Regions from separate parts of the Mus musculus genome. Here all the other regions are linked to region 2. The links are chromatin loops, found by intact Hi-C in ENCODE. Cell type or tissue: left cerebral cortex. All regions are shown on one strand. Each heading gives the region's core, and the rest is flanking DNA. Links, peaks and the distances in the headings are about the cores only.

Evidence for each region. Hi-C counts contacts between places; a loop is a spot of excess contacts. Peaks named below come from ENCODE experiments on the same cell type or tissue, not always from the same donor. Only the 100,000 strongest peaks of a DNase experiment are listed, where the experiment ranks them.
Region 1: it touches region 2 in a loop (2.6-fold over the local background); 2 of 42 quality-filtered maps call a loop at or near these places.
Region 3: it touches region 2 in a loop (2.2-fold over the local background); 4 of 42 quality-filtered maps call a loop at or near these places.
Region 4: it touches region 2 in a loop (10-fold over the local background); 11 of 42 quality-filtered maps call a loop at or near these places.
Region 5: it touches region 2 in a loop (2.4-fold over the local background); 4 of 42 quality-filtered maps call a loop at or near these places.

What each region holds. Positions count from the first base shown.
Region 1 is chr8:90,237,368-90,243,329 of GRCm38, forward strand. No RefSeq gene overlaps it. Among named protein-coding and RNA genes, the nearest start is that of Tox3, 110 kb to the right of the region's middle. In left cerebral cortex, for the core only: no CTCF peak of the experiment used is centred there; a DNase peak (open chromatin) is centred at 3,010.
Region 2 is chr8:89,998,263-90,004,224 of GRCm38, forward strand. No RefSeq gene overlaps it. Among named protein-coding and RNA genes, the nearest start is that of Gm24212, 330 kb to the left of the region's middle. In left cerebral cortex, for the core only: a CTCF peak has its summit at 2,837 (motif pointing right); a DNase peak (open chromatin) is centred at 2,828.
Region 3 is chr8:90,487,865-90,493,826 of GRCm38, forward strand. Gm35797 (a long non-coding RNA gene) reads right to left here and starts at 3,185. Exons shown (of 5, transcript XR_879075.2): 1 at 2,847-3,185. In left cerebral cortex, for the core only: no CTCF peak of the experiment used is centred there; DNase peaks (open chromatin) are centred at 3,269 and 4,979; H3K27ac peaks cover 941 bases.
Region 4 is chr8:90,342,475-90,348,436 of GRCm38, forward strand. Tox3 (TOX high mobility group box family member 3) reads right to left here and starts at 5,778. Exons shown (of 7, transcript NM_172913.3): 1 at 5,389-5,778. The coding sequence starts at 5,475. In left cerebral cortex, for the core only: a CTCF peak has its summit at 5,530; a DNase peak (open chromatin) is centred at 5,356; H3K4me3 peaks cover 1,717 bases; H3K27ac peaks cover 1,029 bases.
Region 5 is chr8:90,496,501-90,502,462 of GRCm38, forward strand. No RefSeq gene overlaps it. Among named protein-coding and RNA genes, the nearest start is that of Gm35797, 8.4 kb to the left of the region's middle. In left cerebral cortex, for the core only: no CTCF peak of the experiment used is centred there; DNase peaks (open chromatin) are centred at 3,016 and 4,835; H3K27ac peaks cover 590 bases.

The DNA of each region.
Region 1 (5,962 bases), core at 709-5,708, 240 kb after region 2:
ACCACAAAAACAGTCTTTATGCCACATACTGAAATTCTTCTCCTTTGAAATCTCTTGGGCCAGGTCAACACAGTTCAAATTACTCCCAGCAACAAAGTCTTCCATATTCCTAATAGGATGACCCATTAATCCCCATTTAAAGCATTCCACTGAGTTCCAAATCCAAAGTCCAAAAATCCACATTCTTTCAAAGAAAAGCATGGTCAGGCCTATCACAGCAATACCCCACTTCCAGTACCAACTTCTGTCTTAGTTAGGGTTTTACTGCTGTGAACAGACACCATGACCAAGACAAGTCTTATAAAAAACAACATTTAATTGGGGCTGGCTTACAGGTTCAGAGGTTCAGTCCATTATCATCAAGGTGGGAGCATGGCAGTATCCAGGCAGGCATGGCACAGGAGGAGCTGAGAGTTCTATGTCTTCATCCAAAGGCTGCTAGTGGAAGACTGACTTCCAGGCAACTAGGGTGAGGATCTTATACCCACACCCACAGTGACACACCCATTCCAACCAGGTCACACCTATTCCAACAAGGCCACACCTTCAGATGGTGTCACTCTCTGGTCCAAGGATATACAAACTAGCACATCTTGATACCCTATATATCCCTGCTTATTTCTATTTGTAGCATTTCACTGAAGCCTCAAATATGGAATTACTGAAACGGCATGCCCTATCAGAATATAACACTGTAAGACAGGGATCCATGCAAATATTTGCTGAGTGAATGGCTCAATTGGGTAATATTATGCCTATGTGTGAGCCAATGAATTGCCAGGATAAAGGGGAAGAAGTTGGATAAATAATCTATTTCATAGAGCTTTCATGGAGGACACAATATTAAGAGGCATGAAAAGATGAAAATATTAATAGGTAATGCATTCACAGTGGACTAATGGCGGAAGCTACAGCGTTTGAAAGAAATCCCTAAATACTAAGGCTACATCAGAGAGGACAACTGTTTCTTTTCTTAGCAGGCTCTTGGGCTGCTCATACTACAGAATGAAGTTAGGTTGGTGAAGCCGAAGGGGCAGCACAGTCATAATCAAACAGTCACAATACGAAGGCCGAATGCAACGGTTCCTAGATACATATGCATATGTCTATGTGTGCTAGCAAGGGGGGAAATAAAGAGTATCTGAGTGAAACCTAATTGGGCCAAACCCCAAGCATCCCTGCTCACTAAGCCACAGCACCTTCCTCCTCGGGGGAAGCTGATTCCCGAGGTCTGTACGCGTCGCTGTTCTCCTTGAATCAGGAGCATTGTTGGCTCTTTTCCAAGCACAGGAAACTGGGAGACAGCTGAGAATCTCTGAAAGGCCGGAACTACAGAGTCAGGCATAGAGGTACTAAAGCCATCTGTCCCCTCCCTCCTCCTATTGAACCAGCGGGCCATGCGGAAGCACCCGCTGAAACAGGTTGTTTCCATCTGGGCTTGGAGCATTAAGCACTGGTCTCCAACATAAGAAGGGGACTTACTCTTACCCTCTCACATCTAAGGCACAAGATGTCCTGTCTGCTGAGGCCAGGCAGGGAAACATCCCAGGGTACTGTCATAAGGACACCTGGAGATGAACTGGGACTAGTCATGCTCTCCATGTTCTTTCATTCCTCTGCATCAGACATCACAGAAACAAGAGCAATGTTCACACAGCACATACTCTTTGCACCCCACAGTCCTAATAGTGAAAAATCAGAATGTTAGCCACAGTGTTTGCCTCCAGTTGTCAAAGCCTACCAGTCGTCCTGGGTCTCAAGGAAAGAGTTCACTGAGGAAGAGGGACCAAGAGGCAGCAAGGATTCTTGCGACCATCCACGGAATTTTAGAGAAAAGGGTTCGGCACTGGAGCAGTGGCTCAGTGATAAAGAAAATGCTTCTTGAGCAAACATGAAGACCCGAGTTTGGATGCCCAGCACCCATCGAGAAGGCTAAGTGTGGTTGACTGTTTCAGGAGAGACACTCTCCATGGGGAGGTGAAGATAGGAGAAGCCCTGGCTTTCAGAACAGCTAGGCCTGCCCAGTTTGTAAGCTCTAGGGGCAGAGACCTTGTCTCAAGTAGAAAAAGAAGTAAGTGAAGAAGTGACTGAGAAAGACAATTGACGTGCACCTCTGACCCACACAAGCATAAACATCACGCTCACGTGCCTGCACGCATGCTCATACCACAGACAAATCTAAAAGGCTACCACTGAAGCCATTTGTCCCAACCCACTGCTGTCCCTTGCTTTGTTCAGGAACAAAGATGTGTTTATAAACATAATTAAAAGGAACTTTTACTTAAAACTTAATGAGTGAGTTTTCTTCAGGGTTGTTTTGAAGCTTGCTGTGACTTGAGGAACACACCCTCACCACATTCCTCTATTAGAAGAAATAGTATCTAATAACCAAATCTTCTAAATTCATCATTTCTACCGAGAAAGATTAATGTAAGCACATGCTGATGTGACATTTGTCACAATTTGGGTCACTCTAAGCTTCCTTTGCTGGTGTGGAGGAATGGCATTCCCCAAAGAGTGGTCTGCAATTTTCTATGTCTTGTAAATGCTAAAATATTGCTATCTACATCTACCCATTCATGTGGGTGGCCTGATGATGCTGGCTTCTGAGCTCTCACAGGTGACTACAAACAGAGCTTGCTACAGAACCTGAGAGGAACTGGCTTTTACCAATTGAAGAAAGAGCCCAGACAAGGTTTGTAACTCTGCCAAACCTTAAGTAAGTTTGTAAACAGCATCATAGAATATGCTACGATGTTTACATCACATCTTTTATTATTAAGGACGACTGTGGAAGTCTGAGCAGAGCCTACTTCTTAAAATATTTTTATATAATAGCTATGGCATTCAATTATACAATACTAATTGTGCTAACTGTACCAAACCCCAGTCTGTTTTACGACTGCTTCTCCCGCTGAGCTCGCAAACTCTACATAAACACCATCTGTATCAAACATAAAACTCTTAGCTACCCTAAGAACACAGACTTACCAAATGCAGCTTATTAATTCTGCGGCCAGCCAGTTTCATGGCTGATGTTTGGAGTCCCTACTAGCTACCTCATACAGATGATCTTCCCAGGCTATGTGTACTCTTGTCTTTGACTTACCGGCTAGGTACCAGGGTAGCCAGGCTCATTGCAGGCACCATGACCCAGGTGCCCAGAACGTTGGCCCAGATTTGCACAATTTGTTTTGCATGGAATGCATTTTGTTCTGCAGAGTTTGCTGATTTCCTGTGTTTGGGGAGAGAGGGAGGAATGGAGGGAGGGAGGGAGGGAGGGAGGGAGGGAGGGAGGGAGGGAGGGAGGGAGGGAGGGAGGGAGAACTCAGGAAGATAAGCTAGCTAACAGTAGAACTTCCTCAAAGTCCCCTTGTGGAATGTTGGCAAGATTGCACCTTGAGACCTCAGATGAAGCTTGCTCCTTGCCATAAAAATTATTTAAAGGGGGGATGTAGCTGCTTAAAACGAAATTCTGAAAAGTTCTTGTCCAAGACAACTAGAAACTTTACTCAAGAAGCTGAACCAGAGAATAACAGCAAAATGCTTGCTTTTTGTTTTTGTTTTTGTTTTTTTGTTTCGTTTTGTTTTTGTTTGTTTATTTGCTTTGTCCAACAAACGGCCAGCTGTTTTCCAGCAGAGTGCAAATGTAGACACACTCTACCAACGAACAGAAACACCTTAGCAGGAAGAAAGTCAGTTGAATCCACCAAAGACCATTTGTACCCAGTCTCAAATGCATTGTGTTTGGATTGGCTCTTTGTGTCTAGCAGCTGATGGAGCTCGGGCAACTATTTTGGGGCTTCTGACGATCTAAAAGCAAATGCGATCATCAAACCTGAGCATATTTAAATCTTGTAATAGTTCACTGACAGAAGTCCTGGTCTTCCTGTCAATCAAGGTCTTAGGAGTTAAGCCACTTTGGGAGATGGGAAGGGTTGGAAAGACTAGAGAGCGAAGGCATGGAATCGGGTTCTGCTTTGGAAATAACTGTGGTTGGACTCAGGTTTATTGGCCAGACAATGCTGATCATCATTAACAAGTTGCCAGCTAGGTGTGCCAGCGCTTGGGCACGGTGTATAAAAATGTTATTATGGAAAAAATAGTGTCTTTTCTTCCAGGTAACTGTCCCACCATTCAAAGACGGATGTCTTAATTTGGCATCCAAAAGCACACAAGAGGTCAGACTGTATGTAGGTAATTTCCTCAGATGCTGTTATTTGTCCCCAGGGGCTCCACGTGCTCAATACCAATTACAGAGGAGAGGATTAAGAACAGGCAGAAAGGGGCGAGGAGCAGCCCAGCAGGCCTGAGTAATTTGGACTAAGATCTTGTGTCAAATTTGCAAATTACCAATTAAGGCAGGTTTAGGACATGTCATCATTTCTACTCATTGTGACAAAGGGAAAATTAAGACTCTCCCTGCATGTTAGAGGGATGTCAGCAGTGACATATAACAAGAAATGTTATCAAAACACATCGTTCTTGGTTACAATATCCTTGGATGCAAGGCAAATGGATTGGAAACAAAATGTAGGGCAGAAATCTGAAAATAAACCCAAGACCCAGATCTCAAAATAACTACTCTGGTATTGAGTCTAGATAAGTCACTCAAAGATCGAGCAAGTGAAAGCTCACAGAATGCTCATGGCTGGCCTTCCATGTAGGTATGTTTAGAATTCCAGTCTACTCAATCTTGGCAATTGACCAGTTACAAGGTACTTTTAGTCCTTTATTTAAAATCAAGACAATAATAAAATTTGTTGACAAGAGTCATATATTGCATTTGACAAGTAGTTGGATCGAATTCCTCATACCCAGCAAAGGCATATATTTCTCAGAGATGGAGTGGAAACTCCTAAAGGGTGATGCAGGATGCCTGCTGCCAGGGACACATTCTTGCTCTACCCTAACACATTAAGCAGATCAATTCCCTGGGCTCCCTAAATCATGAATAACAATGCACATCCACTTGACTGTCACCCTACACCATCTTCCTCAAAACTTCCTCTTCCTTATATATGTGAAGCAATATAGACTCCGCCTTGCCACTGGCTGGGCACCTAGTGTCCTGATAACTTGAACACAAGTCAAAGCCACTTGCCAGAATACAAAATAATGACAGAAAGACAGGATGGTAGCGAAAACAATCAGACTGGAAAGTATTCACACCAAAATAAAGTGCCATGTGGCACTGTGCCCCATTGAGAACATGGGTTAGGTGGCACTTGCTCTGGCTTGCTGCTTGCCTAGCCATGGGGAAAACATGGATTAATTACTCTGTTTAGTGTTGTGATGGATTTCTGTCACCCATCTATACCCACAAGCATCCATTACACACCCTACACACTAATACATAAACACACATACAAATGCCATGGATATTCAAGTACTTGAAATCGAGTAGAATTAACAGGACACTAGAGTGAATTTCCACTGTCACTTTGTGCCTCTGCCTCTTGGGAATAATTAGGGGAAGAAGCCTCAGTTCCTTTCCGTGCCTCAGTTTCTTCATCTGTTACGTGTTAACTCTAACCTCCCCCCACCCCCCTCCCACCCCCAACTCCCGGCTGAGATATGGAAGAAGTCATTCATGGTAAACTGCTTTGCAAAGTACAGCATGCTATACAAGTGCTAGGGATAATGAGGCATTTCACAAAAGAGCATCATCATTCCTTTGCTGTGAGGTGTGGGTCCACACGCCAGCCTGTCTGTAAAGGTTCTTCTTTGAAATTAAATTGAGACTATAACCAACACCCCCTGCAAACCCCTGGTGCTGCCTGAGGTTTGACTCAGCAACAAAGCCAAGGCTTCTTTTCATCCTCTGTCCTGTTGGAGTTCAAGCTCTGAGAGGAACATTTTACCAGCAGTGAAAATAGCCTTTATTATTTTATTTTATTTTTATTTTTACAGCAGACTTGAAAAATGATCTCTCTTGATGCTAACATGAGGATAAGGTTAG
Region 2 (5,962 bases), core at 589-5,588:
ACATACCTGTTTTCTGCAGTAACTAGTGTCTACTCCATCATAATTTGGTAGCCATAGTGACATCCCTCACCAAGAAAACTTAGTAACTTCATATGTCAGGCGCTATTAGGGACCCCTGCAACATCCCCTCTCTGCCATCCCACTATGAAGAGTTCAGAGATAAGCCAAGCAGAAGACAGATGTCTCAAGCTTGAGCTCACCCCAAATAGCTTCCTCTTTGAGCAGAAACCCCTAGATATTCTCTGAGCAGCTGGACAGACAGTGGTGACCATCTTCGGCACCATGGTGTGATAGCTGAAGCAAAGATACACTGAAATCTAAACACACTGATATGTGCACGCACACCATCCTCTTGAATTCATAATCAGGGAGGGTATTAGAAACGGGTGTGGGAGCCACCAGTGGTAGGCACAGTGAGTTGTCTCAGAGGAAAAGACAGCAAGGCTGGTATTCACAGACAATACACTAAATGGGAACCATGTACCTTCAGCAGCTCATGGCCTCAGTCTCCCCAGCCGCACATTGCTAAGGGAAGGTTTCAGACGCGCTACCCTTACTTGAAACGCATGGGGACATCCAAAGGAGAAGCTGAACGAACAGGCTCCGCAGCACTTCTCCTTTCCTTCTTCATTCGCTTTCAGTATTAAGATTGAGGCATTGACTGTGAGCTATTCTTCCTGCAGGATAGAGTGGAATATTGCAAAACGCATTTGCAAGCAGCCTAAATCATGATTGACAAAACGAGATTTGTTAATACAATGGTTTGAGGCACTTGACAGAAATTTTTGTCAACAGTGTAGATTAAGGGATTCCGGGGGAAAAAATGAAATTTGCAGATGAAATGGCTTTGATGTTTCTCCTGAAAAGCATTTTGTTGACAGACTGGATCAGAGTGAAGAAAAAAAATGTGCATTTTCTCAATGCGTGCGTTTTAAGTCTTTGACAAAACACGCATTAGTCCTGCTGCTCGGGATCATTTGTCACCTACTCTATTGGCTTTGCCTCTAACCACAAAGGGGGGTAGGATGTGAGCAGAAAAAAAAATAAAACAAAATAAACCTACTAAGATGGGTCCCGAAATGATGGGGCCCCTTCCGGTAATTTCCCCAAGATCCCCTCACCCCCATGAGGAAATGTCTTCTGCTATCAAGCCACTTAGTTTAGGTAATAAGCAGGAGAAAGTACAAGAAGGTTTCTAAGCCAATAATTCTCAAGGCATGATAGCCAGACTAGCAGGTACCCATGGAAATCACTCAAGCCTACAGCTGCATGAAGGTAGGGAACAGAAACCCACCTCTACATAAGCCCCGTCGATTATTTAAGATATTTAAACTTATTTAAGATATGCGCAGGGTGTGTTGATTTGAGCAATAGACAGAGAAATGGATTGGTTCACATAACTGGAATATTAAGCCTATATGTAATGGTTCAAATATGGCTGGGTCCAGGAGTTCATGCATCATTGCCTTCACAGTGTCCCATTGGTCACCTTCCTCTTTAATGGCCGCATTCTCTATCATGACAATATGTCACCAGCTTCAGGATGTTACCATCTCCTTGATAACCCTGGGGATGGGGAGAGAAACAGAGAGAGAGAGAGAGAGAAAGAGAGAGAGAAAGAAAGAGAGAGAGAGAAAGAGAGAGAGAGAGAGAGAGAGAGAGAGAGCGAGAGAGCAGCTCGGTCTTTGTGTTCTTTTCTGGTGTTATCATAGGCTGAGTGGCCATTTTATCATTTACATGTTAGGGGAGTTTTGAACATGTGAGTCACAAGGAAAAGGAACAAAAGAGCCATCTTACCTTAGAAAACCCGGAATGGATGGGATGCAGGTTCTTGCATCATACACACACACACACACACACACACACACACACACACACACACACACACGCACGTCTACACACTGGTAAGAGAGCTCTATACCAACATCAACCCTCTATGGCTATTTGGTTAACACAAAGAATGGATTAGTTCCTATAAATTTAACCCTACAGCTTTATCAAGAGCAAGAATTCTTAGCTCCACCAGGTATCCCTGAATACAGAGGGCTTCTTAGAATTACTCAGGGGAGGAACCTGCACCCTTAGTGATCCCCACAGAAAAGGCCAGGTGACCATCTTTGACCTTGCTGCACGTGGTGTGGCATCAGCCTCCACAGAGCCTTGCATTCTGCTGCTGTTCACAGAGCAATGTGTTTTGCTGGGGAATAAAAAAACTCATGTACACAGTTTGGCTTTCATCTTCAAACCAAGGCTTCAACTTTGAACTGTCATAGCGTGCCATGTCAGCGTCCCAAATCCAGTGTTTAACAGAGTCAGGGAAGAAAGAAAACATCCATTCCCCCAGAACATCATTTCTACTCTAAAACAAGAATGTGGGGTGTTTTTGTTTTCTTTTGTTGTTTTTTCTATTTGGGAGCAAATGGAAGCTCTCAGCAAGCAATGTCAATCTGACTTGAGAATTGCTATCAAGAACCTACATCTTGTCAACTGCTGCTCATACGGTTGGCTCTCTCGATTATTTGTGCACTGCCGTCTATATTGGGATCTCTTCTAAGGCTGCAGTCCTGTTTCATTCTGCCCTGCGCCTCCGGTACTGGGCGCAGAATATGGCACAGTTGGTGCTGAACATAAAAGACTGCCTTGAATTACGTGGCAGATGACTCCTGCTTCCTTCCGTTTTCGCTCTCTACTGTTAGTGTACATCATTGCGGCAGAAACAGCACTGTTTCTGCCTTCTGTGAGAGAACAGGCTGGGTGTAGGAGGAACAAACTACAGGTCAGCTAGGGAAGACGAACTTAAGACCGCTTTACGCCTAACTCCCGCACATGGCCACCAGAGAGCAGCAGAGGACATGTTGCTGGTGAGGACCATTTTGTCCAGCCTTTGTCTTCCCGGCTCTCAAATTCCCTCAATTTCCCCAGCTTTCATCCTTTTGTTAACTTTTGGCTTTTTATGGGAGCAAGTTTCAGTACAGGACAGTCTGGCTGGTTTTAGAACAAACAATTCTTCAATTTAAAACAATTCTTTTTCTGCCTGTTTAATGTGAATCCTCAGAAAATGCCCTCTCTTTTAGAAAATTAAGTCTTTTCTATCTATTTTAGGCTAGAGCTTTTGCTCCTGGGCACCTTTTCCGTGAGATCTTTAGCTGATCTCGCTCCAGCTGCCATTCATTCTGATTCAAAATCCAGTCTGGGGAAAAGCTCTCATTGGAAGGATAATTAAAGTAGCCGAACAAGTCCATCAGTACCGGCTAATCCCAGTAAGTCCAATTCAGCTTCTATAGATTGAGGGATAAAAGTGTTCTCCCATCAGGGCCGATCATGGCTGGACGGTAGCCCAGTCTAAGGAATCACTCAGTACCTAAACACAAGGTCATGGAGACCAAGTGTCTACATAAGTAAGATTCCGTTTGCTTCAGGTTGATCTAGTTGCAGGGTCAGGGGATAACTGCCAAACGACGACAAAGGTGCACATAGGCTGGGAGAGCCTACACCTGAAACCTTGCTTTCACTCTTAAGTTTACTTCAAATCATGGAAAGTCCCTCCAAGTTGACACGCAACTGAAAAGAGTCCTTTTAAGATGTCAATTTACCAATTGCTAATAAAATCTGTCAATCCTGCTTTGGGAGCCAGATCAATGAGCTAATTGTTTGGTGCTCAATCCTAACAACAGGATTCCAGATCCTAGCTCACAGGACAGGTGTGTCTGAAATCCCAGAGCTCCTACTGTGTGGTGGGAAGTGGGGAAAAAGAAACTCCCAAGATCTCCTACTGTGTGGTGGCTGGTGGGAACAAGAGAACAGCCTTCCACCCCCACCCTCACCCCCAGAAGCTCACAAGCCAGACATCCTTATACTGAGTGGTGAGCTGGAGACCTTGTCTCAAACAAGGTGGAAGGTGAGGGCCAGCATCTGAGGTTGTCCTCTGGTGTCTACCTGCTCACTGTGGCATGGGTTTTACACACACATACACACACACACACAATCACACACACACACACACACAATCACACACATTCACACACAATCACAAACACATTCACACACACACATACACAATCACACACACATTCATATACACATACACACACTCATACTCACACATACACAATCACACACACACTCACACACACACAAACATGTACACTCACACAAACTCACACAATCCACAATCACATACTCGTACACACATATACTCACGCTAATAAAATTAATTATTCTATTTCTAGGAATCTATCTCACATAAATTCATATATGTATGACAGTATGAAAGCATCCACTGAGACATTAATAATTAGACATAACAGATAATTAGAAATAACCTCAATATCCACCAATAGGGAATCATTTCCATATACTTAAGTATACCCATATTATAAAATACCACAGAATTAAAAAACAAAAACAAAAACAACAAAACCCACCAAAACCAGAAAAACAAGAACCTAAACTAAAGCTGGTGGTATCAAAATTGCTAGTCATGCAAAAGGTACTAGGCTTGGTACCCCACACCAGGAAGAAAACATAACGAGGCAGACATGCATTTGGTAAAAGGGAGGGGTGGCTAGAAAATACAGATAGCAATTTATTTAGTAACTCAGGATAGACATTTTTCATTTCAAAGCACAGGGGTATAAATGAATGCAAACACAGACTTCCATTTACAAGGTCTGAAAGGGTTCACATAAAACTGGTTTGAGGGAAATGTTGTAAATCCAACAGAGGAGTTAAAAGGTGGAAATTTTTACCATGTTCTGCTATCACATCGTGCAATTCCTTTTTAAAGAGTCTATAAAGTTGCTTATACAAGTTGGTCCTGATGAGCCGAGTCATGCCTGGTCTCTTATGATCTGCCATGCACTAAAGCTATTGCTCCAGGCTCTAGCTAGCATTTGGGCTACACATCCCCAAGACAAGAAAAGAGTTTTGGGGTTTAGATTTTAAGTCTGCTAAGCATAAACAAACAAAGCTTATGGAAACATGGATTACCAATTAATTCCCAAACTGGAAAGGCAACCTCTGCCTACTTCTGACTGCCAGCCCTGCCCAGAAATGGACAGCAGTTTCTGGAGGGAAGCTTAGAGTTTTGTTGATGTTCCCCATTTACCTGTGAAGCAAGAGAAGACCAGCAGAAACCAGTCTGTAAAATGGACGTACTGGTCTGAGCTTCCTGCACATCATGGAGTGACCATGTCATCTCAAACCAGGATACTTATGAGAGCAAGGGGGTGGGTATAATCCGTAACTGTTGTGGGAGAGCAGTAAGTCTGGATTGCCTTGGGCTGAGTGGATTGTGACCCTCTTCCTACACCAGCCTAACTTCTAAAGAGGTAGCTCTAGAAAGGCCTCATTACGCCTCCTCCAGCCATGAAGCCTTGCTGAGCTATTGTCCCTTATAGAAGCTATCTAAAGGAAAGTGGCTCTTTGTTACCCTATTAAGCATTCATTAATCATTATCTTTTCATTTCTAAAGATTTCTTTTCCTGTTTATTACGTGGATGCATTGTCTTGCATGCATGTATGCATTGTCTTGCATGCGTGTATGCACAGGTGTCCTATGTAGGCCAGAAGAGGGCATCAGGTCCCCTGGAGCTGGAGTTATAGTTGGTTATAAACTGCCTGACATTGGGCTAGGAATACATGTAGATCCTCCCAAAGCAGCAAGCAGCTTTAACCTCTGAGACATCTCTCCAGCTCTACTAACAATTATTATGGCATCTCAGATCCTCAGGAGGAAAAAGCCAATAGCAAATAAACAAATCTGTCCTGGAAGAAATAGGAGCAAAACAGGGCAAGGACTCATCTCCAACATGTTAAACCAAGAGCCTCTGGGAGATGACACAAAAAATCTGGTTCCACCCTTGAAGTTCTTCTGATAGGTATTACACGACTTAGAGGTGAGAAATGTAGACCATCCAGTGGAATTTGACTTTCACACTCATACAATTATCAAGGCATCTAC
Region 3 (5,962 bases), core at 271-5,270, 490 kb after region 2:
CAATAAACAGCACCATTAGAGGGACAGCATTGATTCTTTGCTCCTCTGTTTCAAATTATTTGAAAATTTTAATTCTGCATCTTTTGGGTTTCAGGTCTCCTTGTGTTTTAATATTATTCATTATTTGAAAATCCCATGTATGTATGAAGTCTATATTAATCATATCCTTCACGCCATCTTCTTTCCAGCCTCATGTCTTATTTTTATTTTATTTTGTTGTTGTTGTTGTGCTCGCCATAGGCACATGGATGTGTGCTCATGCACTGGGAAGAAGCATCCTGCCACTGGCCAGGTGTGCAAATGAGAGTGACTCTCCCTCCATCAACAGTAATCAACTGCCAATAGCTCCTCCTGTTACAGGGGAGGAGAGGAGCCAGGGGCCTGTCCTCTATTCATGTTAAAATTTTGACTGGCTTGATCATGTACAGAGATTGTGTACAGAAGATAACCACTACAGCTGTGAATCGATGCATGCGGACAGCCATACCATGCCCAGAAATCAGCACTTCACAGCTCTCCTTCCCATCTTGTAAATTCTCTCCACCTCCCCTTCAATAAAGTTCCCTGAGCCTTGGGTATTGATACAGATGGCCTATCCATGCTGAGCACTTTGGTCAATACTGAGTCTCTGCATCCATCAACCCCTCTGCAAAAAGAAGCTTTTCTAGCCAAACCTGGGAGTGACACCAACCTATGGGCATAACCATAAATGTTTAAGGTACAGTGTGACAATGTGACCATTTAGCAAAACAACAGTAGGTCTCGCATACACACCTTCTCCCCAGAGCCTATGAGATCCCCAGTCATGGGCTTTTAATACCAAGCTTGAAATCCCTCCTGTGGAACAGCCTCATAACTGATCAAAAAGAGGGGCAGGTTGTCCCCATAACCATCATGCTGCTATGCGTTAATAGGGATACCTTGCCAACAGGTCAGGTTGAAGCATACAAGGTTCAGTACTGAGTAAGACCATTGATGTGTCTTCTCTTGCAGGACCCTTCAGAGCACCCACTGGTGTTGCATAAGCCGTCAAGCAGAGACACAGTTTCCTGGTGAGTTTTCTGTTATATGTCCAAAGTGGGTAGTGTCTTCAGCAATAGAGCCCTACCATCTAATTATGATGGGTAACCAAGAGAAATGGCAATGGCCAGAATTGTTTCAGAGGCTCCAGGGTCTCCCTGGCCAATATCAGTTCTTAATTATTAATCATTTCACACTTCAACTTCCAAGCCTGCCATGACTCACAGGGATTTCCAAGTAAATAAAGTCTCAAAATTACTTAGCCTTATCAATCCATTCATTGGATCATGAATTTGTGTTTCATTCTTAAGTAACTGCTTCCAGGGGAGAGTGTATACTGAGGTTTACAAGTTATATAACGAACAAGACTGTAGTAAGGCAATAGGAAGCTATGGGGACTGGGGGAACAGGGTGATATATGAAGAATTAACCATTATTCAGGACTAGTGAATATTGCTGTGAATGGATGTAGGATCTGTTGTCCCAAATTATCTGATATTTTAAATTTTATATACCAATTTTGTATATTTACTTATTTGGAGGTAAGACACTATGCACACTGAATAATATACATCTACAGGCCATATTTGCCATTTGCAAATCTTGGTCTCTATGCCTGGCCCCTCACCAAGGCTAGTTACTCCAGGGAATAGACAAGCTCTGGGACTTTTCTGCAGAAAGAGTTTCCCAGAAGCCAGAGCTCATGCAGCCAATGAGCAGGAAAGGGAACTACAGCAAGGCCGACAGAGGCCAGAGCTCAGCAGCGCTGGCCCAGCTCCCTAGCCACCACAGCAGTTGCTCGTAGGGATGTCAACTGAACTCAGAAAGACTTTAACCAAAGACTTAACCAAGGTTGGTGATTCTGGAGAAATTGACTTTCCAAGCCCGATGAGTTGAATAGAAGCCATTTGAGCAATGCCTGGGAGACAAGGCCCTCCTGGGACGTGTAGCAAGCCTGGAAGCTCTGGCCAAAGACCCTTTTCCCACTTGTGTGACCCAACAGTCTCCTAACCTTCTTTCCTTTCCCATAAGGTCTCTAATCTACACCTGGGAAGGTAGGGCCAGTAAGTGAAGGGCAAGTTCCAAGACTCCGTAAACTGGGTGCCTGAAACCAGGCAGCCCTGTGCTGTACCCGTACTCGGATTCTTTCCCCTGTATGTACACACTATGATGAAATGCTATAGCCTCAGTACGCAGGAGGTTGACTTGAGAGAGGGCTTGCAGCCTGGGCTATCACACCGACATTCTGTCTCTTAAAATAAAGAAGAGGGGATATTAACAATAACAACTAATAAAGCAAATTAATTATGATAACATAATGCCATAAAAGCTATTTAAACGAACATGTTTGTTTCTGGAATTTCTATATTTTCAGAACACTGGTAACCTCATAAACCACACAAGAAGAAGAAAAAAAACACAGGAAAAATTAGGGAGACAACTGTACGCACCAATGAGACCTACATGGTTTTTTGCAGATCTCTAAAGAGATCTTGCTACTGAGTTTCCCAGTTGCAGGGCAGAAAATTGGCAGTGTAAATCAAACACACAGTTAAGAAGGGAAACGCATTCATCCAACTGCAGACAAAGCCGTGAGGCATGGCAGTGGGCAGGGTTTGTTTCTGGAAGGGCCTAGACGCTGATTTCTTTCAGTGGCAAAGGTTTTAAATGTACACTGACCAAGTATTATTTGAGAACCGCTTAAGTGGAAATTGTACATGAAATCGATATTCAATTGATTAGCTTGAGTCAACAACCAGCAGGATGAGAGACTGATAGAAACTCAAGTGTGAAGCCAAACACATGGGAGGCTGCTCCGTGCCCACCTGCAGCACCGGAGCAGTGGCGTGGGCACAACTCTTCAGGGTGGTGGCGATGGCAACCCTAGTGTCACTGAGACCTGCAGCCCCTTGAACTTCAGGCAGCGCCCTGACCCGGCTTCTGCTTCAAGAAGAAATGGAGCAGTGGAGAGAAGCTGATGGCAGGGAAAGGTGGTAAGACCGAGTCTGTACAGAAGGGGAAGGGCACGAAGGCTTCTATGGGTGAGGATGGTGGGCTGGGGTGTGGGGAGCGGGGAGAAGTGAGTATGTCCCAAGGGAGACTGGGAAGAAGCTACTTCTCAGCCTGTGACAACAGATGTCTCTCCGTTCTCTCAAACACCTCCCCCTTCCTCCTTCCCTCCCCACCCCCCTTCTCTCCCCCTCTCCCTCTCTCCTCTCTTTCTCTCTCTGCTCTCCCTCCCTCTCTCCTTCCCTCCCTCCCTTCCTCGCCCCACCTCCCTCTCTTGTTGCTATGGTGTGCTCTGCACTTCATTCGCCCATTCCATTCGGTCGAGACAACACAAGCATCACTAGATATACTCTCACTGAAGAGACGTTGTCGCTGAGAGAATAAACGGCAACAACGGAACAGCTGAACTGGAAGGCTTGCGATGCTATTGATCTGATTCCCTTTTATAAATGTAGAAAGTGGTGCCCAGAGAGAAGATGCAGCCTGCCCAAGTCCAAGCGTAATTACTTGCAGAGTTTCTAAATTTAGACTTGCTAATGTGGGGCACCTGCTCTTGCTAAGTAGCCATGAACCTGCCCAGAGAAGCAGTCCATGCTTGCCTCTGTACTTAGATTACCCAGGACAGTCTTCTCCATGTTAATCTTTCTATCTCCTCAACTACAACAGATAGAAGGCACAAGAAGGGTCTAAGAAAGGTGGTTCGGATAACTTTGAAGTCATAGGAGTCCGAAGTAAATTATGAAAAGACAGGTAACGAAAACAACCCTGTGCCTTACTGAGTCCAAACTATCAAGAAGGTCCACTCTTGCTCATTTTCTTCCGCTAATGCTGATAAAAACTCAGCCAAGTATGGACACGCAGCAGACTGGGATTAATGAGGAAGCCAGGATTACTTATAATTGACCTACTCATTGTCCCTGTGCAGATGGTTCTGCTAAATATGTGAAAACAGTTTGTTCTCTTAAATAGGCTATATATTCCCTGCCCTCCGTCCTGTTTACACTATTAATTTGCTTAGCAAACCTTTTTACCATATCTAGTACGAAGGTAAACTACAGCCCAGCCAGAGGGTCTGAATTATTCATATACTCTAAATTAGCACGGTCCAGATTAATGAGGTTTTAGTCGACTTTTTATCTTCAACCACCTTCCCCTGAGGCACAGGGTCGTTGCTTCCCTCTGTCTCTGTCCCTATTATCATAAGCTATGTCCCCCAGGTGATACCCGGTTAAAGGGCACCTGGTTACAGTCTCCCCAGGACTGCTCTGAGGGCACAAGGAGAAGAAAGAGAAGCAACCCTGAAGCCTAGATCTCCATCCTCAGTTCAAATTCCATTCAGCAAGGAGCTGGGGAAAGTTGACGTCAGTTTCCTTCCTTCACATGTGTGGTATTTGGTATGTTTTCTGTTCTTTAATCTTGACCACCATGATGCCCTTACCAGGAGATACAGAAAGAAAGGGATAATGGTTGAGGAGTGGGGGGGGGGGGGGGGGTTCCAGGATAGGTTCTCTTCTGCCTTCTCCCCTGCCACACACATTTTTTCTGTATTTGTGTGTGTGTGTGTGTTCACTCTCTCCTTCCCCTCCTCCTTCCCCCAATCTCGTTTACTCCGTAAATGTCATCATTATGATGTGAAAATAACCATTTTGAGATTGTTGCAATGTGTGAAAACAGAAAGCAGAGAGATTCTCTGTGTTTATCCAAGGTAAGTGCGGTAACAGCAACTCTCCAAGATCACGGACACTGCGGAGGGCTCCCTGAAAGCCTGATGCCATATGCAAGCTCATTTCCTCTTTTACTGCTTAATTCCCCCACCATGCCATCTGATCAGCTCTCGAATGTCCCCTGTGTCTTCGCCTTAACAATCAAGCCTGGTAGGCCATTCTACACATTTGTGATTCTCCGCATGAAAAAAAAAAAAATGCTTCCTGACATCTGCTCGGAATTTGTTTCTCTTTAATTTCCATTTATGCTCCCTTATCCTAACATCTGTGTCATTCTGAAAACAGTAACTCAGGCTGACGTTATCTGTGCCATTTAAAATTTTATATTCCCCAGCTAGAAGTTCCTCTTAACCATGTCGTGGCTGTGGAATGCTGGGGATGCTCCGCCCAGCGAGGGGCGGGGCGGGCAGGAGTGGTCAGCTGTGACTTCAGAGTTCTCTGCAGATGCGTCAGAGCCTGATATTTTCCCAATATGTTTTCAGAAAAGGGGCAGATGTCAAACCTGAACCAGCAGTCTTTGAGCTGGAAATCTTGGCTTACACTCCTCTCTTGGCCCTTGTGGACAAAGGGAGGGACAGTTGGTGGCTTGAGGCCTACACACTTACTTTTCTAAGTCATTTTCCAGCGTGACTTGGCACCCCAGATGCTAAGAACCATGATCAGAAACCTTCTAACCAAAGAAACGGGGCAAAAGAAGGTGGCTTAGAAGAAAGAAAAGAAGGAAAGAAAGTTGCTTAATTTCTTCAAAGTCAAATGAAGACTAGATCTAATATTCAAAACCATGGTCATTCCCTCTGAAATTCACAGGCATGATCGATTTTTTTATTTGAATACTGAAAACATCTCTGCTACCTACATCCCAAAGCCTTCAGGTAAGTCTCTCTACAGTGGACTTGGCTGTCATTTCCCTAAACTCTAATTGTTAGCATTCTGTTTAAACTCTACCCCACAGTTACCTGGCAACAGCCAGATAGGCCTGACCCAATATAAAAGAGGCTGCTTGCCCCTTCCTCCCTCTCTTACTTTTGCTCTCTTGTTCTCTTGATCTCTTGCTTCTCTCTTCTTCTCTCTTGCCCTGGTGGTCTCTTTCCTTTCCTCCTCCCTTCCTCATTCTCTTCCTCCCCTCTCTTTCTCTCCACGTGGTCATGGCTGGCCTTTACTTCTCTTCTCTCTCCCTCTCTCTGCCTCTACTACTCTATTAACTCCCC
Region 4 (5,962 bases), core at 549-5,548, 340 kb after region 2:
AGGAGAAGAAGGAGGAGGAGGAGGAGAAGGAGGAGAAGGAGAAGGAGGAGAAGGAGGAGAAGGGGGAGAAGGAGGAGAAGGAGGAGGAGGAGGAGGAGGAGGAGGAGGAGGAGGAGGAGAAGGAGGAGAAGGAGGAGGAGGAGGAGGAGGAGGAGGAGGAGGAGGAGGAGGAGGAGGAGGAGGAGAAGAAGAAGAAGAAGAAGAAGAAGAAGAAGAAGAAGAAGAAGAAGAAGAAGAAGAAGAAGAAGAAGAAGAAGAAGAAGAAGAAGAAGAAACTGGAAGCTGTATTTCTATGCAAACAGTCAACTAATTGAGGCCATGTTATTTATTTTTTAAAATACTGTGGTGATTAAATAAAGTAACTCCTCAAGTGGCTTCAGCTTCCAGCTGAGTTTGTGCCCTGAAGGAGGATGGCAGAGAAATACTTTGAACACCGTGACCATATAAATCCATAGGCTTACTCTAAAATCCTTCAGATTAATTTTCTTTGCTCAACAATGTGCTTGTCTCTACTGAGCACAGGGGTCAGTTGGGACTATTTGGGTTGCTGAATGGAGAATGTGTAGGCCTCTAGTTTGTGACCACTGGGCAACTCCTTAGTCACTATGGGCCAGACAGCTTGGGTGGTCTGGCCTATTTTCTCAATGGCTTGTAATAATGTTCAAAGTTGTGCGGTGTGTGTGTGTGTGTGTGTGTGTGTGTGTGTGTGTGTGTGTGTGTATAAAGGGGAGAGCAAACAATAAAATCAAAACTAATTACTACATAATTAAATGTCTACAAAATATATACATACATCAACTGATCAACATCCACCCAGCTACACTGTCATATGGCATGAAATTTAGGGCATGGCTAGTGTTAACATCTGATATGATGTAGAAGGCCCCCCAGACCATGAATGTACAAACTAACTTTCATTCTGCCCAAAGTCTAGTTAACTTTACAGCTATCACAATACCCAGGTCTTTACCTATGTCCACTCTAGTACGACACTGACCACACTGTTGGACAGAGGAGTAAAATTTCCCATATAATTGAACATTATGCCTACAACAAATGATTCCCCCCGCCCTCCAAAACTCTTTGAGTCTTATTGTACTTATAAACCAAAAACCAAAGTGGCAAAGTAACACAAAAGTAGATTGTAATGGTCCCACGCAATTATTTTCATTATTCACTGTCTGCTTTTAAGACTATAGATATTTCACATAAAATCCAGATTATCATTCTCTTGAGAAGATAAGTGAAATATCTGAATGTACAGGGTCCAAATGTTGTCATGGTGATAGTACTCTCATTAATACTGAGCAAGTCTATGCCTTTAAATGGGTGGTGTTTTCTGCTTGGTCACAAACCCTGTCCTCATGTGGATTCACTGCCTGTCCCTATAGATACCTGAGTTCATGGCCCCTGCTAGGAACTCTTTAGAAAACCTATTTCCCTCCCATAATGTGGCTTCACTATCTCATTTTAAGACCTGACATGGTCGTAATTATGGAAGTATCTCAATGTGGTTTCAAAATTCAACAGCCTTATACTAGAAATGACATAACTAACCTTCTGCCCAGATAAGATGCTGATCTAGGAAAAGACCATCAAACCCCTGTTCCATATCTCTTCAACTTGAAAACGTGGGCGAGAGAGAGAGAGAGAGAGAGAGAGAGAGAGAGAGAGAGAGAGAGAGAGAGAGAGAGAGAGAGAGAGAGAGAGGGAGAGGGAGGGAGGGAGGGAGGGAGGGAGGGAGGGAGGGAGGGAGGGAGGGAGGGAGAGAGAGAGAGAGGGAGGGAGGGAGGGAGAGAGAGAGAGAGAGAGAGAGAGAGAGAGAGAGAGAGAGAGAGAGACAGAACAAACCAGTCTCCAGGCTCTCGAATTCTTCAAGCTAGCCAAGGAAGAGGCCCAGTAGGACGGACATCAAAGGACAAACAACAGTATGCCTGAATACAATAAGAGTGATCAATAAAAACACACATAAATCATGCATATAAGTGAGAGAGTAAGGCTTATGACCAAGGCCTTAATCTGGGTAAGTTATAAAAAGTTCATAGCCATAGTTTGAAAAGGAAACAAAAAGTTAAAAGCATAAAGCAAGTCAACTTCTGTGGGATGCACACCCATGTTAAATGCATGGTCTGATTTTGGAACACCAGACTCACAACAACTTTATTTTAATTGATATTTTATGCATTCTTTTCTTGCTGGTAAAATAAAATTAACTGAACCCAAGGGAACCTCCAAATTAGTCAGTGAGTCACAAACTCACTTGAATAACATAATGACTTTCCCCCACTTTTTTAAAATATAGATTTTAGTTCAATTTTCCAGTCACATCAAAAAAACAAAAACAGAAACAAAAAAAAAAGAAAAGCAAGAAATTTTCAAACAGTGGATTGAAATTAAAATGGAAATTAGCCCTTGGAAAATAGACATGGCTTTAAGTTTATACATCAACGACTGATTCATGAATTATTAACTGATTTTAATGATCCTGGTCATATTTTATTTGAAGTTATTCTCTGACATGCAATGACTTCTGAACCCTTGAAACTCTTTCATCCATTTTCCATAGGCAGCATACTTTCATGAGTGCTGACATTTAGCAAAGGACACATATACTCACAGAATGTAAAGATAATACACTCACATGTAATTTATACAAAGGACGCCGGTCATTTGTTAAAAAGGAAAACGAATGGAACCCTATTATTCACGGTTTGTAAATAAATGTAAAGATAAGCGCCAGCGTTTCACTTGGGAAGCCCTGGCAGCAGAGTTCTACGTCTTCTGAAGTTTCCCAGATGGTCATTAAAACAAGAAAAGGCAGAAACATAGTTTTTTGTAATCCATCATTTCTCATTAAAGAGATAATACAAGTCTTCGAAAGTCAAGCCTTAAGAAAGATTAATACGTCCAGGTACTTTCAGATGAAACCAACGCGTGTCTTTGTATGCTGGTTTACGTCTTCAATAAATCTACCCTGAGCAGCAACAAGCACCACTTGAGGTGCAAGTTAGCTGGGAAGCAAATGCTGTCAACCTGTAATTAGCTTTTGCTGTTCTGAACTCATCAAGTTACTACTTCCTCTTCTGTTACATTCTCTGCACAAAGATAAATTATGGGGGAATAAAACTGTCCTCTTTTTTTTTCACTCCAGAAATTAAGAATATACAAATACTATATTTGTGTTATGGCTCAGTCTAAAGGTACTTCCATTTTTACCTGTAAACAAGCAAAGGCAAACACACCTTACAATGAGGACAATTTGACCCCTCCTAATGCTAAGTGCTGGTTCCAAGTTTTACAAGTTGGGTCCCCACAGACCTTCCTACCTACCATCAGACTGCTGAATTATTAAAGCAAGTTATTTCAGGGCCATCACAGGATTCAGAAGGAGACTCCAAATGATCTTGCTTCTCCCCACTGCCAAAGTTGACCGGGCATCTAGACAAACACTGTCTGGTTTCAAGCTTTATAGACCTTCCCTGAAATAAGTTTCTGAGTTTAAATTGACTCAAAAATAAACCTTCTCAGAAAATGAAAGGAGATACACACACACACACACACACACACACACACACACACACACACACACACACACACCACTCACAATTTCCTCAGACCCTTGAAACCCTTGGGATCCCAGTGAACAGAGATTTGCCATGCATGGCAGAGGCTGGCTTAATACAATAGGTTTCTATTTGGATGCCATTCGAGTGTTGCGGATCTTAAATCAGAGAAAGAAGTAGTTACATTAGACAAGGTAATGGTTTCCAAAAATAAGAGCATGCCCAGTTTACAGAAGGGCTGCGTACACAGGCTCAGCTCTGAGGAGATAAGTAATACCCCACTGGAACAATTAGGCGGATTCTCAGAAACACTACATACTTAATTAGGCTGCCTAAGTCCCTGACTGAGCATACATGGGGGACTTTTTAAAGCATTTAATAACCTGAGTAAATCCAAAATCAGACGACAGAAACCGATCCTTTACTCGGGCTACATACAGCCTTCGGCCTTTGCTAGCCTTCCTTTCGATGCTTAAGGCATTCCTCCCAGCTTTGGAAGAGTGTGAATGGTCACTATCACCACTGGACTAAAAACACCCCTCCATCCTAGAGTTACTGGAAGGGTCCTGGGTGCCTGGCCCAGGGCTGCCCACCACGACAGGGAAGTGAGGCAGTGAGACTGCAGTGGTCTTTGCAAACTTTAGCACTGGAGTTGGGAAAAGAGAATAAACAATGAAGAACAGACCTCCATCAGCCAGGGGCACAGTCAACTATCCCGGCGCTAGATACAATCCCTCCTCTTCCTGTTATTTATTCATTAGTTTTGTATTGCACCTTTCTTTTGGCTGCCTCTGTATTTCCTCCTCCGTTATCCAAGCAATCATAAACAAACTAGGATTTGAAAGAAAAGTCGGAGAGGAGGGAGGAGCAGGGGGAAGGGGAAACACACACACACACACACACACACACACAACACACACACACACAATCAAAAGGCGCAGGACTCTTTCTCTGAATATCGCCCTCAGGGTTATGTCGCAAAGCTCTGTGGTGGGAGCAGTAGGCAAGGTAGACAACCGGATCCGGGAAGCCCACTGACTGCGTCCAAGGTCCACCTATGACCACCTGAATCGCTTACTCCTGTAAGTTTGTGCGGCAAGAGGTGAGGAAGATGGGGTGACCCTGAGGCATGATGTGGAGCTGCAACTCTGATCTCCATGAAAGAAAAAAAACTTAACCCGCCCTCCTCCGCAAAATAAAATAAAATACGAAAGCCCACTGCCTTAACTCGGAAGAGGCGAGCATCTTGGTCTAGTAGACCAAAGCGCCCTAGAGCAGGGGAAGTAAGAGGCACCTGCTGGGATCCTGCAACTTCAGGCTTCCCAGATCCAGACCCCAGACCCAGCCACACTCTATAAAGTTTGTTCATCTTCTCCAAGCTCCCGGGGACCAGCTCCTGACTGGGTGGGTGAGGTGAGATGGGCTGCGAAGGTATGGAATCTCTGGCCCACGAGATCGGGGACCCCCTACGTAGCGTGTCCCCCCACCCCCATGCACACATAGTAGGGGTGTTGCAATCGAGTTTACTAATAACATCAACAAAGAATCACACGCCAGTCTCGGCTCAGTCCCGGGACTGCGCTTCACACAGCTTTTAGGGGGAGCGGGGGAGGGGACCAGGAGGGCAGAGGGAGCGCCAGCAGAGGGACAAAAAGGTGGGTAGAAAGGGCACGTAAAGAGAAGACGAAAAGAGTTGGTCGGAGACTAAGGCGCACCGAGAAGCCAGCGGGTGGGAAGGAAAGATCAGAAAGAAAGTGCAGCAGGCTAGGCGGGACGAGGGACGCGCCCGGGATGGAGAGGTGGCCCCCGCCCCCGGCCCGGTCACCTTGCTGTAGCCGTAGTACCCCAGGCACTGCGCGAAGTCCAGGCCGGCTGGGTCCCCGGCCGCCGCGGGGTAGAACCTCACATCCATGCCGGGGCCGGGGGCTGGGGGCCGGGGCTGGAACTCGCCGGGGCCGCTACCCGCCTCCTCGCGGCCGTACGATCCACCGTCGAGGACGCCCGGCCGGGGGCGCCCGGGGACAGCGCACGGGCCGTGGGACTGTAGGGGCGTCGCGCGGGGGCCGCCGACGAGCCCGGGAGCTGCGGCTGCAGCACACAAAGGCGCGGCCACGCGAGCCGCGGGAGAGCGGGAGGCGGCCCGAGGGACGCGCCCCACCGGGACACCGAAGCTGGCTGCGCGCGGGCCGGGCGCCCGGGGCGCGGGGCGCAGCGCGTGGGCCCGGGACGGCCGGCGAGCTCAGGTGCGCGGCGAAGCTGGGACGGCGGCGGCGGCAGCGGCGGCGGCTGGCCCCGCTCCTCCTCCCCGGGCGGACTGAGCCGAGGAGCCGCGGAGACAAGGGGCCCGGCCCCTCCCCTGCCGCTCCCCCTCCTGCCGCCGCCGGTCCCCTCCCCGCGCC
Region 5 (5,962 bases), core at 681-5,680, 500 kb after region 2:
TCTGTGTGTGCCTCCAAAAAAAAAAAAAAAGCCGCAATGGAGAAAGAAATGAGGGCAGAAAGTTCAGTATCAATAAAATTGACCTTAACATTAAGAACATCAGATACCAAGACCGCTAAGCAAACAGTGACAATGTCGGGCGTCATAGGCTGGGAGCAGTAAATTACTGGTTTCATAAATTCAGAGCAGATACCAGAGATGTCCAGAATATCCCAGATGCGACCGGCAAAAGCACCAGAACGTGCTTAATTTATACGCAGCTGAATGCGCCTAGCTAAAGCAAGGGTGGGGGAGGGGACGAGTAAGACAAAGAAAAAACAGATTTCCGCCTAACGCCAGCCTGAGTTCCCTGCTGCTCGGCACCCTGTGCAAAAATGCCAGCGCGCTCCAGAAAGGCTGGGAAGGGCTTAGAGGCCCAGGAATTCAGGGGTGTGGGCATCCAAGCTGGACCTGCAAGGGGGTGGGGAGGGTTTTGTCCCGACACACAGCATGGATAGAGATGGATAAGAGGCTGAGACCCAAGCAACCGGGGATTGAGAGACAACTGAAGGCTCCCTGTCCATTGCCCTTGTCAAGCTTCAGGGAAAGGATGTGGATGCTGAACTGCACTGGTGAGGTGCCCAGCCTTGGACACTTCAACAGGAGCTGTTATAGGCCATGGAACAGTGAATGCACAATCAAGTTTTAAATGTTTGACCACGTGACTCAAGGAGGCTACATTGCTTTTCGTTTCTCTGGATTTTCTTAGTCACCAGTCACCAGCAAGCAGTGCTTCTCTGGATTGTCCTCTTGCACTGCCCTGTCTACTACCCTGGAATGTGAAACCTTTGCAAATTTCTTCACTGACTTTGAATTACTAGAAAAGGGATAAAAATTACAAATCTGGGTTTAAAATGCATGGCCCCATGCATTGTGAGAAATATATAGCCTCTACAAGGCTGGGTCACATTTCCAGGAAAGGGTCTACAGGATGTGCCTGCTGTGGGTTCTGTCTTGGCCCAGCAGAGAGCACTGAGGAGTGACTACCCAGTCTCTCCTTTCTAAAGCCCCCTAATCTAATTGCTGAACAAATAGATCCAAGAATCCTCCAAGCTGAGCCTTCCCCAGAGGGTCCCCAGGCCAGAGCACAGCCCATTTCCAAAACAATCAGGCCATCTGAGAAGTGACAGAGAGTCAAACAGAATATGTCTCCCAAGAATGGATTGTGTTTAGCCTTTGGGGACAGGATGACAAGAAGTGTCTCTATTGCCTTTTTTCTCAACAGTACAAAGGGGGAGGGGGAATATTGCCTCAGTCAGAGAGATGTGGAGGGTTATTGGAATGATGAAGAGGAGGGTTGAGGGAGTGGGAGATAAAGAGAAAGTGGGGGTAGGAGAAAGGGAAGCTGGGCTTTGTGAGAGTGGTCTCAGAAAGACTCAGGGAAGCCATACTCAAAAGCAGCTTTTCATCTTGGAATCCCCACATGAAGGAAGCTGTCCAGTTCTGTTTCCTATGGGAGATTCAGGTTTGTCTTTCCTAGTCACATCTGCCACCTTCATTCTGTCTCTCCGTAATCTAAACTTGCCTGCTCCATCTAACTATTCATATAGGGCTGAACACACATCCACCATCCTAATTCTTGCTCAGTTAAGCTGCCTTAAAGAGCCTGACTGGAGTCCTGATCTATACTGCCAGCTCTGCAAGATTGAGTCAGACCAGGAGCTGGAGGTTCAATTCTGAGCCTATCAGCCATGCCTGGAGAAATGGGGATTTTGGGCCTACTCAGAAGAGGAGGAAACTACAACTCTACAGGAAAACCAGAAAGGAAGAAATGATTAGCACGATTTGCTTGGCATTTCTACCATGATAATACTGTTGGTGTCACAATGGCTGTATGGAACGTTATTTGCTTCTTTAGAGGAAGATAGTTTTACCCAACCTAGGATAATTGTTCTGGTTTCTAAAACACCACACACACACGCACACACACACACACACACACACACACACACACACACACACACACACACTAAAGTATTCTCAAGACATAAAACCAAAGGCAACACAGGCATGTCTACTAAGCATCAAGGTGTCCGTCATGAACAGGGGTGTCGTGACTGAACCTCTAACCCCAGTCACAGAGCTTGGCTTTTTTCAGCTGCTCTGGAAATGGCTGGTAAAGGAATGAATGGATTAAGAAGGTTTTAAGCCTTCTGCCTCATCTTAGGCCACCATTATGATAGGTTCCTTGTGTGAGCATTCTGTCTAAGCTCTGCCCCACAGTTATCTGGCAACAGCCAGGTAGGCCTGACCCACTATAAAAGGGGTTGGTTGCCCCCTCCTCGATCTCTTGCTCCTCTTTGCCCTCTTGCTCTTCCCTTCCCCCCCATTCCCTCCCCCACACACATGCTCGTGACTGGCCTTTACTCTTCTACTCCTTCTCTTCTCTTCTCTTCTCTTCTCTTCTCTTCTCTTCTCTTCTCTTCTCTCCTCTCCTCTCCTCTCCTCTCCTCTCCTCTCCTCTCCTCTCCTCTCCTCTCCTCTCCTCTCCTCTCCTCTCCTCTCCTCTCCTCTCCTCTCTCTCTCTCTCTCTCTCTCTCTCTCTCTCTCTCTCTCTCTCTCTCTCTCTCTCTCTCTCTCTGTCTCTCTCTGCCCTGAATAAACTCTATTCTATACTATACCATCATGTGTCTGGTCCCTCAGGGGTAGGGATGCTTTGGCATGAATCCTCGGAGGCACCCTTTCCCCCTTCCCCCGTATCTCATCACACCTCCATAGAACATATCCCCTTCTCTCATTATCTTTTTATAAACACATCACCCTAGAAGTCTTACCAGACAATGATTTCTGCCTTTGGCCTCAGGCACCACTGAGTGTGTACCAGTCACTGCCTGCTTGGGCAGCAGCTGATGTCACACTGCAGGTGCACACAGGAGAGAGGCACAGGGCCCATGAAGCTGGCTCCAAATCTGCCAATGTAAGCCCCTGGCTGCTCAAGGGAAATGGGCTCAGATGAGCTCCTGAATGTAAAGAAGATTCCAGTGGGAGTGTGACAACCAGAGCAACCAAGGAGGCACAGAGTGTCCCTGCAGGCAGGGAAGAAAAAAAAAGCCAAGCACAGCAGGCTCAATCACAAATCACTGGAATCCAACAACACCACAAACGTCTCCTATGCATTTACCTTAGTCTAGAGATGCAACCTAGTTCTCCAATTCTGTAGTCCAAATATCCAGTTAGATAAGCGTGTGTGTGTGTGTGTGTGTGTGTGTGTGTGTGTGTGTGTGTGTGTGTGTTTAATCTTTGCAAGGAGATTTTAAATAATTTTAAAATGTAGAAACCATGGAAGTATGCCAATTCAGGGAATGACAAAGAAATACACCACCCAGATCTGTGGAGTAAATGTAGCTATCAAAACAACCACAGTAGATTGCATTAAGTACCACAGATGTTAACATCAACATACGTGATTCTGGGTTTATCTGTTTGCTTTTAAATAACATATGGTAACTGCTTTAGTCACTTAGCTCTATTGGTATGAAGAGACATCATGACCAAGGTAATTCTTTTAAAAGAAATCATTTTAATAGGGGCTTGCTTACAGTTTCGGGGGGCTTAGTTCATTATTGTCATGTTGGGGAGCATGGCAGAGTGCAGGAAAGAGCTAGAGAAATAGCTGAGAACTACATCTCCATTTGATGTAGGCAGAGAGAGGTGGGGGTGGGCAAGGACTGGGCTTGGCATGCATTTTTGGAATCTTAAAGCCCATCTCTATTGATACACTTTTTCCCACAAGGCTACACTTCCTCATCCTTCCAATCCTTTCAAACAGTTCCATGCCCTGATGACTCAGCACTCAAATATATGAGCCTATCTCGGCTAATGAGCCTATGGGGGCTATTCATATTCAAGCAATCACACCAAGAATGGTGGCGAACACCTCTAATCCCAGCACTGCACTAGGGAGGCAGTGATTCTCTTTGAGTTCCAGGCTAGACAGGGTTATACAGTGAGACCCTGTCTCCAGCAAACAAACGTACATTTTTCTTTTTTAAGAAAAATCAAAAGCATTGTGACTCTAGTTACACTGTGTTATATGGCTAAGGTATACTGGGTAGCTAGACCCTAAAGAAAGGAGGGGAGAAAAGAAACTGGGATGCTAAATATGTCAATTAGCTGGATTATAATAATTGTTTCATAATAAATATGTGTGTTTCAGAACATTGTATGCCTTCAGTAGACACAATTTTTATTTGTCAATCATACTTCAGTAAAGCTGGATAAATAGTAAAAAGTGTATTTGCTCTGTAGTGACTGGTAATCTATGGAAAAGCCTGTCTACTCATTTAAAACCCAAATCCTTTTAGACTATACTGGGAGTCATTGGGGGAGGATTATTTATTTATTTATTTATTTATTTGGTTTTATGTAAGTGCACAGTCACTGTCTTCAGACACACCAGAAAAGAGCATCAGATCCCATTATAGATGGTTTTGAGCCACCATGTATTTGGTGGGAATTGAACTCAGGACCTCTGAAGAGCAGTCAGTGCTCTTAACCACTTAGCCATCTCTCCAGCCCCCATTGGGGGGAGGTTTTAAGCCTTACCCACTCACCACTTTCTCTTGTTACATTAAATCCTTACAGGGATGACTTTTCATTTTTTAATTCTCTACAATTTAGGAAAAAATGGAAAAATGAATATATTAACTATGCTCCCCATACAGAGAAAAATCTTGGATAAACTAAAGACTCACTAAATTTGGAAATGAGTCCAATCTAACCTCATAGTCTCTCCAGGAAGACACAGGATTAGAGTGAGTCACGGTGTACTGAAGCAGGATATGCGCATGCCAAGCACGGGCTGATGACTGTTGTGACCCATTAATGGAGTCACTTATGCAGAGTGACAGGATTGGTTCAGAACACGGCCTCTTCTGTCTCCTAGGCTTAAGTGAAAACACCATACGACCTTGACCAAGCTAGATAATTTTTCAACTTTTGGAACTATTTATTTGCAGTTACAATAACAACAACATCTACCCCCAGAGGGTTATTGTAAAAATATAATGTAATATTTATTAAGTACAGGCTCTGGTACATGCTAAGTCCTTAGAAATTTTAACCAGCAAATATGTGTCATTCACAAGGTGTGTGTGTGTGTTGGGGGGGTGTCTTTTGAAATACAAACCAGAAATCCCCTGTTGAAACCTTTAGTGTTTGATCTGGAACATCCAGGGGGCTGTAGTCGAGTATCAGTGATTCTGTGGCCCTCTCAGACTAACATGGACAACTTTGTGTGGAAGGTCATGTAGATTCTCTCTAGGAGAAAAGGGAACGGTCCTCCTAAGTCCTTGCTGGCACCCCTCCAAGGATAAGGGCACCCATTTGGAGACTGTGTCTTCTGAGAGACAGAGTTCTAAATCTTCTTCCACCAAGACAGCATGGGTGCCAGCTGCTGAAACTCTTGGTGCTTACTTGTGGCATCCACACAGAACTTTTCCGGGGAATGGTCTGTCCTGAATAGCTATGCTTCACTCTAGGTCCTACTCAGTTCTGGGCTGCCTTACTGGTCAGTCTCAGTAAGTTAGAGCAAGACTAGCCTAAGTACCAGTTGATAAACTCATCAACACATTTTGTCACCGAGCAGTTTGCCTGAATGAAGCACCTGGATGGTGTGAGAGAGGCAGGGCAACTTCAGTTTTAAATGGCACACTGAGAGCTTACTCTAGACGAGGAAGAAGGAAACGTGTCCATGGAAACAGGCCCAGGAGTGTTCTACCAGGTGCTCCCACAATGTCTCCGTATCTCCTTTCTGCTTTGTTGTGATTGGCTTCCATCTCAGATAGTCGGTGGCCAACCATGAAGCTCATCAGCTTAGAGCAAAAAGAAACAAGATTTCCTCTTTCCCAATAGATGCAGCAATGTCCAAAATAGAGTTCTTGCCCTTCCTGGCCTGGCTCACCTGAAACCAAGTATCATAGCA